2 separate regions of the Homo sapiens genome follow, and region 1 is linked to region 2. A link is an interaction called in ENCODE POLR2A ChIA-PET data of the cell type or tissue named here. Cell type or tissue: Panc1. All regions are shown on one strand.

Region 1 (8,000 bases), 500 kb after region 2:
TGGAGGGTTACAAAGCGTCCATCTACCTCCAGATCTCGATTTAAGAACTCTACCCCTATGGTGTGAAAAGCCTGGGAGTCAAATTTGTTGGTTACGTAACGGTTCATAAGCGAACTTTTCCCAACTCCACCATCACCCAAGAGAATGACCTTTAAGAGCAGGGATTTCCCACTCATTTTTGCAGCACCAGAAGGGAAGGAGTTTGTAACCAAGAGAACCTGAAAATAAAAGGAAAAGTAGGAGGGAAAACAGTTAAACCTGAAACTGAAATCAACTTCATAGCAAATTTCTCTGAATTATAAGGCCTTCTCATTCAACTTCTCTGATTTATGCTCATTAATTGATGTAGTACAGCAGAAGAAATAACACTAATTTTGCATAAGGGGAAAAATAGGTCTTGTTTTTCTGAGGTCTTTTGTTGTGCCAGGAAAATGGCTGAGTGCCATGGGTAAATGGACTAGCAGATGGTCCTGTAATTTGGTTCAGTTCTGACCCAATTCTAGGAGAGGAAGCCTAGAACAGGAATGCCACTCAAATGTGTGACAACTTTAGCTTCCGGTTTGGACAGTTCCAAACAATAGACAAATAGTATGAAATTGACTTGGGGTTTGAAGTCTGCTCCTGATGGATACAAAAATTACTGAGAAGAGAAAGCTACATAAACTGGATTCTTGATTCTGTCGGTAGAGGTCTGGGCCAGAATTAGACTGCACCCCAGAATTTGAAAGAGAGAACAAGGTTACGTTTCTTCAGGCATTTACCCCATTATACTTGCATTGATAGGAACACCCTCTCAAGTAAGGATCTTCTATATTTTTTTCTTCATGGAACAATGGCATTTAAGTTGATGACAATTGACTGATATCAATATAACAGCTGTCATGAAGGAAGGAAATCTTGAATAGCTTATTAGTTTTTGGATTCAGGTTTTAATTCCATAATAGCAACATTTGAAAACATACTGCAAAATTTAAAGTGCTAATATTTATACAGTACCCTACTTGTTACCTCCACAACATGTCTACACATGGAACACCTAGAATGTGTCTTAAAATAAAAAGATCAAATGCTTACTGAACAAATACTACCTTTTCCTATATTCTGTTAGGTACTTTCCCACTAGGTCTATTGTGGGAACTCAACGGTGATGAGGTTAATTGGATGATATTTATACAATAGACCCAAAGGGATGAAAACGAATCACTAATCGAAGGAGTGCATGCAAAACAGTTTCTGGAAGCACACACATTTGAATATAATTTTACAAAATTTAGTAGCCCTTAAAATGATTTTGGAATGCCTATGTACTAGCTATATATTTTTCTAAATATTCATTTTTAAGAGATCAAATATTAAAATATCCCAAATCCACAGTGTGCCCCCTTGAAATACCTACCCAGTGGGTTTTTGTCACAATTTAAATATTTTCCTTTTTTTCCTGTTGTTGTTTTATTCTTTCTTTTTAGGGTGCTATAAAACAGAATAGAAAACATTATTTTAAAAAAATCTATAATAAAATAACGTTAAGGCTCTATATAAAAATATATTCAAGTCAGAAAAAAAAAAAGAACCCACAGCAACCTCAAGTAACCTACAGAGGGTGCTTTTCAAAAATAAAAGTTCAAAATGCTACCTATGCTTAACATAAGCAAAATAATTTTATTCCAAGAACTTTAACTTATCCTAATTTGTAATTTATATAATTTTTTACATTTTATATTGTCTCTCAATTGAATTCTCCATTCAAAGTAAAAGCAAATTAAAGAAAGATGATATTCACAATAGATGACATTCAGGAAAAGGAAAGTACAGAGCAATCTAAGATATGCTGAAATCCTAAGTCGGAGATGAAACTTCTTCCTTTTATACCTACCAACGTTCCCATCTCCAAGAAAGTTGTTAGTGCACTCACCAGTCTGTCTCAAGGTTGTCTCTGCAATTGATTCCACATAATTAGAGAGCAGAAAAAAATTGTGTTTGTGGGCTTCCTGTTTACAATAAAGTATATTATCTTGGCTAATTATTTTATTAATTAGTTTAGGTCATTTTTCTTTTCTTTATTTATTTTTTAAATTTGAGACAAGGTCTCATTCTGTCACCCAGGCTGGAGTGCAGTGGTGCAGTCATGGCTCACTGCAGCCTCGACCTCCTGGGCTCAAGTAATCTTCCCACCTCAGCCTTCTGAGTAGCTGGGACTACGGGCATGCACCACCATGCCCGGCTAAGTTTTGTAGTTTTTGTAGAGATGGGGTTTCACCATGTTGCCCAGGTTGGTTTCAAACTCCTGGGTTCAAACGATCTGCCCACCTCATGTTCCCAAAGTGCTGGGTTCACAGGCGTGAGCCGCTGTACCTGGCAGTTCATCTGTCTTAAACACCAGTTTTAATATTTAGCTGGTGTTATTAAATTTAAATATACATTCATCTAATATTATAATTAATTATGGCAAGAATCTTATTTAAGCAGCATCAAGAGTACTGGTTTAAGAAGAAAAACAGTGCCTAGATCTGTGTAGTGTTATTTCTTACTGAGGAAGAACGAAGCTTTAAAAAAAAATCTGCTGCTTAATAATCACATGTTATTTTCTAAATATAGATAAAACTTATAATAAGGATTCATTAGATATCTAAATCAGTAATTATGAATTTAAATAATATCTCCTAAATGGATAGGCTTTATCCTCCTTCTTGGTTTATATACACTCTACAGAATTCTCAAGTTTCCTACAATTCCTAATTTTTGTCCTCTTTTTCCTGCTCCCAAATTGCTGTCTTTGGAATTAGCTCAAGTAACAAACATTTCTTTAAATGGAGATGAAACAAGTGTTAGCACACTTTTTTATTTTTTTATACTGGTCTGTAGGATAATTTTACAGAGCAAAACTCTTGAACTCTCATTTTGAAAAGCAACAGAAGTACAAACTTGGGCATGATTCTGATGGCTAGTATTAAGCGTCCAGGCCACACAAGCTTCCTTGAGTTCCTAGCAAACAGGCGTTCACATCATTAAAAGACTCACTGACCCTATTCTCCCAGTTGCAGATAAACTCAATAGACAGGTCAAGGACTGAGTGAATATGGAAACCAAATGCTCAGCTCCAGGAATAATGATGATGTATTAATAACTGTCTGAGATAATGCTGCAGTTGCTTGTGCATTCCCTATTTGGTTATGTGCACACATAACTTCTGGGCCTATAGGCTCTATGCCAAGGGAAAAAGAGGAAAAGCAATGTGGTTCAGTGTCAAGAGCACTGAGCTAGCTGGCAGTAATCAGGACACCAGGGTCTTCATCACTGTTACACCATTCATTTATTTTATGAACTTGGGCAGGTCATTTAATCTTTCTGTTTCAGTATCTTCTTACATAAAAATAGAGCAGATAATACCTGCCCTACTTAACAGGATTTTGGGGGAGAATGAAAAGCTTATGAAGTTTGCAAAGATTTGTAAGCATTTTTTGAAAAATTTGGTTTGAGATTTTTATTCCTCTGGCTCCTCCACCTCCTTTCATGCACTGGTGGGGGCCTTGTGGCTCAGTATTAACCCTTCTCAGAAAGGGCCTGCTAGTGAAAGTATAAGAATTCTTCCTTTTCTCTTTCTTCCATATTTGAGAATGCCTTGTTCCTCAACAAGCTTGAACATCTGCATATGGCACAGAATCTCAGCATTGAAGGGACCTTCAGGGTCTTCTGGTCCAATCTTGCTACTGATATTTGAGAAAACACTACAGTGCCTATTGTGTGTTGTGTCCTTACTAAGGAAACCCTCCACTCTCCTCTGCTGTCTCCAACTCCCATTTATTTTCTAGAAGTAAAAATGAATACAGTTTAGATTTGTCTCCTTGCCTTCATTCAATCCTGCTGATTTTCCCTTGAAGTATCATTTTCTAGTCCTGTGCTACCATCCTCATTTTGGCCCACAATTTCTCACATCTAATCTATTGTGAAAGTTCTTCTCTCCCTGCTTCTGGTGTCTCCCCACTCAATCTACTTTGCAAAGCTTCATCACTCAAACATCCATTGGATGTAGATACTGTTGGGAATTAATAAATGTTTAAGGCAAGGTCTTGCCCTCAGGGAGTTTACAAATTAACATGCAAGCTCAGGATCTCATTGTTTACAGTTGAAATAATGTCATTATACTGACTTATTTTGTTAACAAACTTTTCCTGTCTTTCTTACATGATCAATTTTAAATTCCTAGATAGTAAGCTCACTGTATACATCTTTGAAGCCCCTTCAGTGTGCAGCACCAGGATCCTCCATGGAGATAATAAATATTTGTTTACCAATTAAATGATTAGGTAGGTGCCCAGAATTAATGCCTCTGAATTGATGCCAAGGTACAATAGATCCATAGTTCTGTAAGATGCCAAAATACTATTATTTATAAGGTAACTAAAGAGCAGAAGTTATGAACTTGACTCGATCATTTTCTGGATGGGGAGTAATGGGAATTCCACCTGTTGAAAGTCAAGGGAAATGCTCCAGTTTTCCTCCCCCTACTCTCACATTTTAAAAATAAGTATATACATTTCCCCATTCCTACCCAAAACAAGAGCAGAATAATGATATCCAGTTGATGTTGTCGGTGGGTGCTGGCCTCTCCACAATCATTTATCATTGTTTGAAAATGAATGTCATGTCCTTTAGTACATACTTAAATTAAAAAGAACTAGCACAGTGTAAAAGCAAATGAAATCATTTTTTCCTCCCCCAGAATATGCCGGATTTAATCCAAACCTTTAAACAAGGTAACATTAAGCAGGCAAATGAATTCTTTGATAACACTAAATACGTAAATAGGAAAGTCAAATGACGTATGCATCCCTTATGGGTCCTCTGTCGGGCGAGCATTTGGACCAAAACGCTTATTCTGATTTTGATCCCATTCAGAGAAAGATCTGACTCTAACTGAGTAAAATATTCGAGAGACGCAATTCCCCTTTCCTACCCCCACAAACTCATTAATGAGCATGCTCTAAGGATAGTTTACTAACTTTTTTTTTTCCCATCAGGGTCTCAGTCTTGGAGAGTAAGGTGAATTAGGAATTTCCATAACCAATACTCCCCAGCTCTTTGTTCTTTAACACACTTGAAACCTTCTGAATCTGCAGTACCCACAAAGCCTTATTCAAATTATTGTATTTAGTTGGGAATGCTTAGAGGTGGGAGTGGAGGTGGGGGAGGAGGCAGTACAATGAAGAAAAAGAAGTTGAACCTTTGAAAATAGTACATTTTAGTATGATGATGGAGAGAAGAGAGGCAGAAAAGCAAATTCGCATCAGTTCAGTTGCCATGGAGTGGAATGATGCTCAAAATCAGTAGTGCAGATTGCTCGGAGGCAAGTCTTGAAAGGGATGTGTACTGCAGGGATCGATAGGGGAAGAGCAACTGGGGAGGGCTAGGCACTGGATGAGAGTGGCACTGTTGGAAGTCTGTACAGGGGAGGAGCCATGGTTGGACCTGTGGGGAAAGCCCATCTTGTGGCGACACACTGGTAAGGGCTACTCAACTCACTGTTGAATGCTGGCACAATAATTGGAAATATTGCACTGAAGAATTGGGCGCGGCTATATTTATGTAAAATTCAACACGGATGAGAAATGATTGAATGTTTGAGTGTGTTTCCAATACAACCCAATACTTGGCGTTGGTGCTGGTGGTGGGTGCTTCGTAGCGCGGAAACCCTCTGACGCACTGGATTCATTTTGCAGAGCTAACAAGTTATCAGCTACATCCATGCCGACTCCAAATGCCACAGCTGTCATGCCACTGAAACGCTATTCCTACATTCATGCCCACATTTATATCCTATATGCAACTCAAAGGGTCCAATGTGGAGTCCCACATCTAACCTTTCACTGCTCACAACGACAGCTCTAGGGCTATAAGCCCAAAGGCACACTAGATAGCAATCTGGCATCGTCCCCAGGACACTTCTTCCTCAGTAGACTGCCCAGGGACAGATAGGTAGATAAGGTTTGGATGACATCAAGCGAGCTGAACACAAGGAAAAAAAGCTTCCTTGGGAGACAAGAATGCTGGCATCTCTACGACAGGGGCACTGTTAGCATTACGGACCTAGAAAGTGAGATGTCACACATAGTCCCAACTACCTCCGACCCAGGTCCTCTCACCTCACCCCCAGCTCTTAGAGCTAGTCGGCTGTGGCGCATGCGCACTGAGCCACACCCGCTCCCCACGGAGCCCTGCGCCTCTCTGCTCGGCTCTGGCAGCAGCTCGGGATTACTCAGCAACGCCCCCCTGCACTGTCACCTGCCCCCGACTCCGACCTCGGGAGCGGCTCAGTCCCTTTTCTCAAGCTACGAGTGGTCCTGGGGATCAACTAGACTTTCCTTTCTCCCTCTTCTCACAGGCCCCCCACCTCCCGGCCTTCCGGGTCCTCCAGCCCCTAGCCCCTGTTCCTGCCCACGCACAGGCACCTTACCCAACACAATGGGAAGGAAACAGGAGAGGGCCGCGGGTGCCAGGCAGGTCAGCTCTGCGTGCCGGGAATCCGGCTCCTTAGAGTCACCGTCACTGCTCCTGCTGCCTCCTCGTCCTCAATGGGGCAGCAAGTGCGGCTTGGACCTCGGTGGCCTGACAGCTGCCGCTCGCGCCCGCCGCTGCCGCCGCGCAGCGTCTCGAGCCCGCGCCCGCGCCCGCCAGGGGAGGGGGCGGGGCCCGCGCCGCCTCCTCGTGCCCCTTTCTCGGCGGTGGGGACCCGGTGTAGCCGCCTCCCGCCCTCCATGTGGCAAGCGCTCCCTGGCTCGCCCACTCTTCTTTCATGCTCATCGTCCAACCCTGGTCTCCCTTGTCCTCCTTCTCCTCCCCTAGCCGATTAGTAGGCACAGCGGCAATAGACCGTCAAATATTGCTCTTCCACTTAGCTCCTCTGCAGCCTGGGCCTAAGCCCTCAAGCAGGGCTAGCCACTGCCCCACTTCCTGCAATTATCCTCTGATCTACCTCATTTATCCTAGCTCAAAATCCTTTAATTTTGCCAAGAGGGTAGTACATACACCCTCTTGTTTCAAATAACTCAGGAAAACACATGATCACAACACATTGCTAGGCCCTCTAACTGGCTACAGCTTATGAAATTTTCAGGCAATTAAAAAAAATGTCCACATCTGTAGCGCAGGCATAGAGGACACACTGCCCTTTACTCTTACCAGATACAGTTCTAGAGGGCCACACAGGGGGCATTACTTGAATTTCCCGGAATTGCTGCTGGGGCAGAATTTGATGTTTTAATTGTGCCTAGCCGACCAGCTAGTCTCTTTTTGTTGTTTTCTGTAGCCCTCTGGTACTTCCAACTAGTTTGTGATTTTCCCCCTGGAATTGAAGAAGGACAAAGCTCCTGAGGTCATTTAGCCTGCACTCCACCTCTCTGTCAGGCAGCTCCATCTCTGAAGCTTCCCCATTGCCCGAAACCCTGTGACCTTGTGGCACAGGCCCTCACTCATCTCATGACCCCGTCCAGGCCCTCACACATACCCGCTACTTCCATCTAGGCCACTCTTCCTCTGTCTCTTGACAAGGCAATCGTGCAATCAATCTCCGCAGGCCCCAGCTTAAATGTCACTTCTCAGGATAACCTTTCTCGATAATCTCAGAATAGAGATGGTGCCCCAGTTTATACTCTTGTAGCCTCCTGTAACTTGCTGTATTTTTCCTTCATAACACTTACCCATTTTTGGTGGTACATTTAAGTGTATGATTATTTGGTTGACAGCTGTCTTCCCTACTAAACTATAGTGGGGAAGGACTATGAGGTCAAGGACAACGTTTGTGTTCACCACCGTATGCACAGAGCCTAGGGCAATGCTTGCTGCATAGGACATGCTCAGAAAATATTTGCTGAATATGAATGAATGCTGTATCACTAATAGTTGTTATATTTAAATAAAATAAATTGATGTAACTGAATCTCATGTGCTCCTATTTAAACCAACCCCGTTCCCCACACATACACTCTAAAACACTCTTCTGATGA
Region 2 (8,000 bases):
AACTTTGTGCCCGTTAAATAGTAACTCCCCATTTTTTTGCTTCCCCTAGCCTCTGGCAACTGCTGTTCTACTTTCTGTCTCTATGAATTTGACTACTCTAGGTACCTCATATAAGTGGAAACGTAAAATATCAATCCTTTTCTGCCTGGCTTATTTCACTTAACATAATGTCTTCAAGGTTTGTCGATGTTGTAGCATGTATCAGAATTTACTTTCTTTTTAAGGCTGTATAATATCCCATTGTATGTATATACCATGCTTTATTTATTCATTCATCTGTCCATGGACATTTCTTGCTCTGAAATCTACTGTGCTGATATTAATCTAACCATTCCATCTTTCTTATGATTTGTGTTTCCATACTATTTCTTTTTTCATTCTTTTACTATTAACCAATGTGTGTCTGTAAATGTGTTTCTGCATAAAACCAAATACCACACATTCTTGCTTATAAGTAGGAGCTAAACATTGAATACATATGAACACAAAGAAAGGAACAACAGACACCAGGGCCTACTTGAGGGTGGAGGGTGGCAGGAGAGTGAGGATAGAAAAAACTACCTATTGGGTACTATGCTTATTAACCTGGGTGACAAAACAATCTATACACCAAACCCCCATGACATGCAATTTACCTATATAAAAAGCCTGTATGTGGCTGGGTGCGGTGGCTCACGCCTGTAATCCCAGCACTTTGGGAGGCCGAGGCAGGCGGATCATGAGGTCAAGAGATAGAGACCATCCTGGCTAACACGGTGAAGCCCCGTCTCTACTAAAAATACAAAAAATTAGCTGGGCGTGGTGGCGGGAGCCTGTAGTCCCAGCTACTCGAGGGGCTGAGGCAGGAGAATGGCGTGAACCCGGGAGGCGGAGCTTGCAGTGAGCTGAGATCGTGCCACTGCACTCCAGCCTGGGCAACAGAGCGAGACTCCGTCTCAAAACAAAAAACAAAAAACAAACAAAAAAAAAAAACCTGTATGTATACTCATGAACCTAAAATAAAAGTTAAAAAAAGAAAAGAAAAGAAAAGCCTGTTTCTTATAAAAAGCAAACAAGTGGTTTGGCATTTTTACCCAATCTGTCAATCTCTCTGTTTTAGTCAGTGTTCCTCAGAAAGACAGAACTGGTAGAATACATAAAGAAATATATGAAAAGGGATTTATTAGGGGAATTGGCTCACTTAATTATGGAGGCTGAGAAGTCCTACAATAGTCTGTCTGCAAGCCGGAGAGTGAGGAAGGCTGATAGTGTGGCTCAATCCAATTCCAAAGACCTCAGAACCATGGAATCCAATGGTGTAATTATCAGTCTGAGGCCAAAGGTCTGAGAGCCCCAGGTTGGGTGTATGGTGAGGGTTGTGGGGGGTGGCTGCTGGTGTAGTTCCTGGAGTTCAAAGGCCAGAGAACCTGGAGTTATGATGTCCATGGGCAGCAGAAGAAGATTTTCCTAACTCCAGTAGAGAAATGGTGAAAATTCACCTTTCCTCCACCTTTTTGTTCCATTGGTCCTTCAGCCGGTTAGATGGTGCCCACTCACATTGAGGCTGCCCTCTTCCCCCACTCAATCCACCAATTCACATGTAAATCTCCTCTGGAAATACCCTCACAGACACACCTGAGGAAGCCCAATCATTTTAATCGAAAGCAAAATCACCTAGGTTTCCCTTTGAGCAGAAGAGAGACTGGCTCAGTGCCCACTGAAGCACTGAGAATAAATAATGCTTTAACAGCTATCTGAGTAACCCTTAATCTAGTCAAGCTGACACCCAAAGTCAACCACTACACTCTTCTTTTTTAGCGGGCATGCTTAGGCAATTAATGTTTGATGTAATGATTAATACAATTGGATTTAAAACTAGTATTTTGCTATTTGCTTGCAGATGTCCCATCTTATTATTGTTCCTTTTTACCCTTTTTTCATGCCTTATTAAAAATTAATTGAGATGTGAGGAGCTAGATGTCAGCAAAATGGCAGAACAGGACTTTCCTGCACTCATCCTCCCACAGAAACATAATCTGAACAACTATCTGGGCACAAAAATAATTTCGCAAGAGCTAAGGAAACCAGTTGGCAGATTACAGCACCTGGGTATAGAACAGAAATAAGAAAAAAACACATTGAAAAGGATAGGAAGGAAAGTTTTACATTACCCACATCACCCCTTCCTGAACCCCAGGCTGCACAGCTTGGAGGTACCATCCACTTGGGGGAAGGAGAAGGAAGTGAACACCAGACTTTTTCTTGGATCCCAACACTAGGCCCATCCCAGTAATACCCAGCACTGGACCCGCCCCCATGGTCCCAGACTCTAGGCCAGTACCTGCAGACTGAGCCTCCAGGCCTGCTTTAGCACTAGTCTGGATCCCACAGCCCCAGGCTCCAGGCCTGCTCTAAAAACTCAGTGTCTAGGCCTGCCCCACTGCCAAACTGACCCCCTGGGCTGCAGGCTTCAGCTTCACCCACCTCCCCCATCCCTGGTGCCAGACCTGCCCCCACATATTTAGGCTTCAGGCTGCCTTGGTACTTGTCAGTCATGTATTAAATGTTTTACACATATTAAATATGTAATTTAGTCCTGAAAACTCTGTGAGATACTTCAAACTATTAGCCTCATTTTATAGATGAAGCACAGAGAAGTTGCAGTATCCAAGTTTTACATTCAAGTTTATACAAAAGCTAAGTAAGTACAATTAATTCAAACTAGGATTTGTCCAATGCCATTCTTCTTACTAATATGCAAAGTCTTCAACACCCGAATCCTTCAGCCATTTTATAACTCTGAGTCTAACCATCTGCATGAAAAGCTGTTCACAGAGGATTCAGGAATTTTTCTCCCCACAAACGAATTTTTTGCCTCTATCACAACTAGTCATTCCTTAATAACTGTGACAATGATGCTCTACTGTTTTTAAGACTTTTTTCTGACCACTGAACTTTTTTCTGGAGTCATTTATATCAAACTGATTAGTGGTAACTTTATATTCATAATGAGCTGCAATCTTCCTAAAAACAACTTATGAGAAGTTTACACATCTCCCTTTCTATTGCATATATTTCAAGCTAACAAATCAAGAGCAAATCTACTTAGACAAGTACCCAAATCCTTAGCAACAAAAAGTTTAGTGTGTTGGGTGGCTAAATGTGACTAATTTTTGTTAGTACTACAAGTAGCTTTCAATACATCAGTATGGCTAAATAAGGTCATGGAAAACATAAATAGGATGGAGATGTCTAGGGAAAATGAAAAACTATTCTTTTCTGAATGAGAGTGTTGAAAAAAGTTGGGATATTAGGGGTACAGTATTGAAGAAAAAAGGGTTATGTGTATGGTATAAACTGGAAGAAAGAGGGCATGATACTGAGCTCAAACTAGTTAAAATTTGTGACTTACAGTTGCGATCTGGAAATCTAAGGGCAAGGTGCTGTAGGATTATGGTCTCAGTGACTCACCTAATGGAAGGACCTCACATGCCCGGGAGCCCCTCAAAAGAGTAGGTTCCAACTGACCTGTACATCTTAAACTTCAAAAAATATGTCTGCCTAAAGGGTCTATATTTATATTATGACTTCAGCAGCAGAAACAGGTGGCTGGCCTTTTTATCCTCCTATCTGGAATCTTTTTCCAAATGTACATATCTTTATCATATTTCTGATTATTAAAAGTATATAATAAGTTTATGGAAAAATTGGAAAAGAATAAGAAATTATCAAAACAAAAGTAAGAAGCACAATCCAAATCATTACCTCCTTTCCTAATTCACCCCATTCCCTCCAATCTGGTTTCAAGGATTGGACTCCAAGGGAAATGATGGCTATTAGTGGCTGAGAGGCGATTGGATGGAGGAGACTGCCACTTTTCTTTTCTTGTAGCTTAGAAAAGGATAAGTAATCCTCCCTCTCAGCACAACCACAAAAAAAGTAACAATGGTTAATATAACTTTGGGAAAATGCAGCCCCTCCCTGGTAATCAGAGAAAGGCAAATTCTGACCACAGGGAGAAGGCGCCACTTTTGACCTCTGGAATTAGCAAAGACAAAAATGAGTGACAGGGCCTGGTGTGGTGTGGGGTGGGAGGTTGGTAAGCCGGTCCACTTCTGCAGCGCTGCTGGTGGGAGGGGAAAGTGGGGACCAGAGATGGGGGATGACATAATCCTCACGTGATCAGGAGCTGACGTGAACCGAAGTCCTTATATTCCCGGGCTTCTTTCTCCTCTGGGTACCAGCTCCTTACTGCCCTGCAGACAAGCGTGCCGTGCGTGCTTGTGGCCAAGGGAAGGAAGAGGTAAATTCCTTAAATCCCAGCAGGTTGGAGTGAAGGAACCACTGGACCCCCGGGGTCAGTAGTGGGTGAATCTAATGACTGGAATAGGTCCAGACTTGCTTTCCCAAAACCGCTGCAAAATCGTCGGAGATAATTGTATCTTTTGCAGGGGGAAGCAAGGGGGTAGGTCGAAATCTTTTGAGAGACACCTAGAGATTTAGTGACAGCTTTGAAATAATCGGCTTCTCTCACCCTGGCATGCTTTCTTTTTATCCTTCTCCTCATCTTTCTCCAATTTTGTTAAGAGAAAATTTTAGGCCTGGGGTATGTGTTGGTGTGTGGAGAAAGGCTGAAATCCCGGGATGGAGACAACAGAAATTTAGAGATCATTTGAAAATAGTTCACCTCACTCAATGCCGGCCTGTGGTGGTGGGGTGGGGCGCGGGACGGGGCGAAGGAGGGAGACGCGGGCCTTGCAAGGCCCAGGCCTGAGGGTGAGGAGTGGGGAGTGGAAACGGAAATCCTGAAGGAAAGGATACAGACAGGAAGGAGGGGCCAGGAGGTAGAAATCCGGGGGGCGATGACGGTGATGATGAGAATCCCAGGTTCAAAATAATAACGTCTGTCTTGTCTCTGGAGCTGGTTGATCCACAGATAGCTCCTTCCTCCCCGCCCCTTCCTTTTTGTTTGGAGGTCCCAGGATCTGTGTTCACAGACATCTGGGGGAAGAAAAGGAGCAGGAAACTACCCCGCACAGGTCAGTATGAGAGAGGCACTTAGACTGAGATCTCTGAGGATAGGAGTCGGGAAGGGGCAAAAGCTAGGCGAAATTTGCGGCTTCGCAGTCCATCTCCTTTTCTGCTCCGCCTCTCCTGCCTATTGGAGAGGCCATTAGCTTTGTCTGCTGGGGAAACGGTGGGTTCCTGAGGTGGGAGGGGAGAAAAGGGGGAGATGAGAGGGTGGAGGGAACTGCCGCAGACTTATGAGGTCTGGACCTGTGGGGCAGAGATGGGAAAGTATCTTGCCTCAGAGAGAAACTGACAATCGTGATTCAAAAGTAATGAAGCAATTTGTCTTTACATTTTCTCCCTAGAGTTAAGCAGGAAACAACAACAACATCATGCAAAAACCCTGCAAAGAAAACGAAGGAAAGCCAAAGTGCAGCGTGCCAAAGAGGGAGGAAAAACGCCCGTATGGAGAATTTGAACGCCAGCAAACAGAAGGGAATTTTAGACAGAGGCTGCTTCAGTCTCTCGAAGAATTTAAAGAGGACATAGACTATAGGCATTTTAAAGATGAAGAAATGACAAGGGAGGGAGATGAGATGGAAAGGTGTTTGGAAGAGATAAGGGGTCTGAGAAAGAAATTTAGGGCTCTGCATTCTAACCATAGGCATTCTCGGGACCGTCCTTATCCCATTTAATTAATTTCTCTGACAATTCAATTATTTTCTGTTATTAATGTTGCCACTGCTTTCTGTTTGTCTGCACTTTCTTGATAAATATTTGCTATCGTTTTACTCCAGTCATTCGATGTTGCTGAGATTTACATATGACTCTTGTCAACATCTCATCTTTTGACCCAATCTTATTCATTTAATAAGAGGTCTCATTCATTTGCATGGAAAAATGCTCATTGTATATTGCAAAGTGAAAATAACGAGTTGCAAAACAGTGTATACATATATGTGTGTATATATGTACACTTTATTTGTACATTTCTATGTGACATAATGCAAAGGAAAGTGTCTGATTTTATTATACACCAAAGGTTAACAGTGAATCTCTGTGTGATCTCTTTTTTTTTCTTTTTGCCTATCTGCATCTTCTCACTTGCCAAAAAATGAATATATGTTTATGTGTGTATATTACTTGTGTCACAAAAAACCCTAAAGTAGACAGTAAAAGAACTTGTCAATCGCCTTTGGAAGGCAATGAAACACTTAATAAACTCTCAATAACAGAAGCGTAAAAATGAAATGTAAACCTCCAATTACCTCTGGATCTCTTAGCCAGAGTAATAAACTGGTAATTATTACAGATACACACGTTTAAGACTCAGTCTTTTCATAGGGAAAATATTTGCCTCACAGGGCTGCTGTGGGAAGGAAATGAGGCAGTAACCAGCTGTGCTCAGTGGGATCTTGTTCCCCACTGTGCATACAGAATCCCAACCCACTATAGAATACACCAATAACTTCAGAGAGGGCCTGGCATGATTCAACTTGTACTCCGGAACAAGTCCAGTAGGCAGAGGTGGGGGCTTCCCTATCAGTCCTCTGTTATTGAGCCCTGTCTCCTCCCCTGGGTCCTGCCACACCTGCCCAACACTGCTGCCTCTTCTGCTGGGCCCTGTGCTCTCTGCTGGCCCCACTGCTGCTGATGCACTGCAGTCATTCAGGGCCAAAACCCAACCGAATTCCCTGGAGTCGTCAGTGGGTTGAACTCTGACTCTTGTCGTCTAAAGCTTCCTGTGCTTTATAGTGACATTTAACACAGGTGGGACTTCTCTAGGGTTGCTTGGGCCACAATGTCTTTCAGAGCCCTTAGTAAAACAGCCCCATCTGTTTTCAATCACAAGACCCTTCCTCTCCATAGGAGTCAGATGTGATGAGTCCACTTGGGATTTGGACTAGGGTATAAATTTAAGTCAAAGGCATCATGCTGTATTCAGAGTTGCTGCTCTAAGTCTAAGGAATGAGGCTTTGTCCTCTTGTGAGATAATCTCTTCCTGAAGGCTCCTGGCAGGCCTGACTTAGTGTGTTCAGAATAGTCTTGGGAGATGTGTAAATTGCACAATGTGATATAGGAAACAAATCTAAAACCAAATCCCTGCTTTTCATTTTTTCTCCCTGGAAACATGCAAAAATGCTTCATAAGACTAAGATGTGTGTGTGTGTGTGTGTGTGTGTGTGTGTGTATACATGCACATAAATGTGTATGTGCATATACATATATAAATATATATGTGCATATACATATATAAATATATATGCTATGTAAGACATGTATACTAATACATATATATTAAGCTTAATATATATGCTTTGTAAGACTAATATATAAGCATATATATAGTCTTAATATATATTAGTATATATAATATATAAATGTCTATATTACATATTATATGTAAGTATATATAATATATAAATGTCTACATTACATATATAAGTATATATATTAATATGTAGTCTTAATATACATTAGTATATATATATTAGTCTTACAAAGCATATATATGTAAATGTATAGAAATGTAAGCATTATTTCTAAACAGGATTTTTTACATTTTGCATCTCAAAGTAAAGACGACATCATATCTTTTATTATACTTCTATTAATCTATTAATCTTATTAACATACAGTGGGCATTTAATAAATTAACATACAGTGGGTATTTAATAAATGTGTACTTAGAATTATAGTGCCCAGTTTTACTTCTGATTACATTAAGTTGGTAATAACTCCTCTAGAAACTATATTTTTAAAAGGAGCCCAGTAAGAAAGGGATTATTCCCCAAATTCAGCCTATAAAATTATTCAAATGTTAAATAGCTGGCCCCTCTCAAAAAGTCATCTCCTTACATTATAATCATCTGGAGTGCTTCTAAAATGCAAATTTCTAGCCAGGCATGCTGGTGCACACCTGTAGTCCCAGCTACTGGGGAGGCTGAGGCAGAAGGATCACTTGAGCCCAGGAGTTTGAGGCTGTAGTGTGCGATGATCATGCCTGTGAA

The links. Peaks named below come from ENCODE experiments on the same cell type or tissue, not always from the same donor. Only the 100,000 strongest peaks of a DNase experiment are listed, where the experiment ranks them.
Region 1: POLR2A ChIA-PET joins it to region 2 with 15 read pairs; 2 of 35 experiments call an interaction of 5 or more read pairs at or near these places.

The regions. Positions count from the first base shown.
Region 1 is chrX:103,825,609-103,833,608 of GRCh38, forward strand. It overlaps RAB9B (RAB9B, member RAS oncogene family), which reads right to left and starts at 6,649. Exons shown (of 3, transcript NM_016370.4): 1 at 6,452-6,649; 2 at 1,397-1,470; 3 at 1-218. The coding sequence starts at 176. In Panc1, no CTCF peak of the experiment used is centred here; DNase peaks (open chromatin) are centred at 6,123 and 6,353; H3K4me3 peaks cover 1,337 bases; H3K27me3 peaks cover 527 bases.
Region 2 is chrX:103,326,023-103,334,022 of GRCh38, forward strand. It overlaps TCEAL7 (transcription elongation factor A like 7), which reads left to right and starts at 4,217. Exons shown (of 3, transcript NM_152278.5): 1 at 4,217-4,282; 2 at 4,901-5,018; 3 at 5,355-6,304. The coding sequence starts at 5,382. The coding sequence ends at 5,684. RefSeq lists an enhancer at 4,733-5,232. In Panc1, no CTCF peak of the experiment used is centred here; no DNase peak of the experiment used is centred here.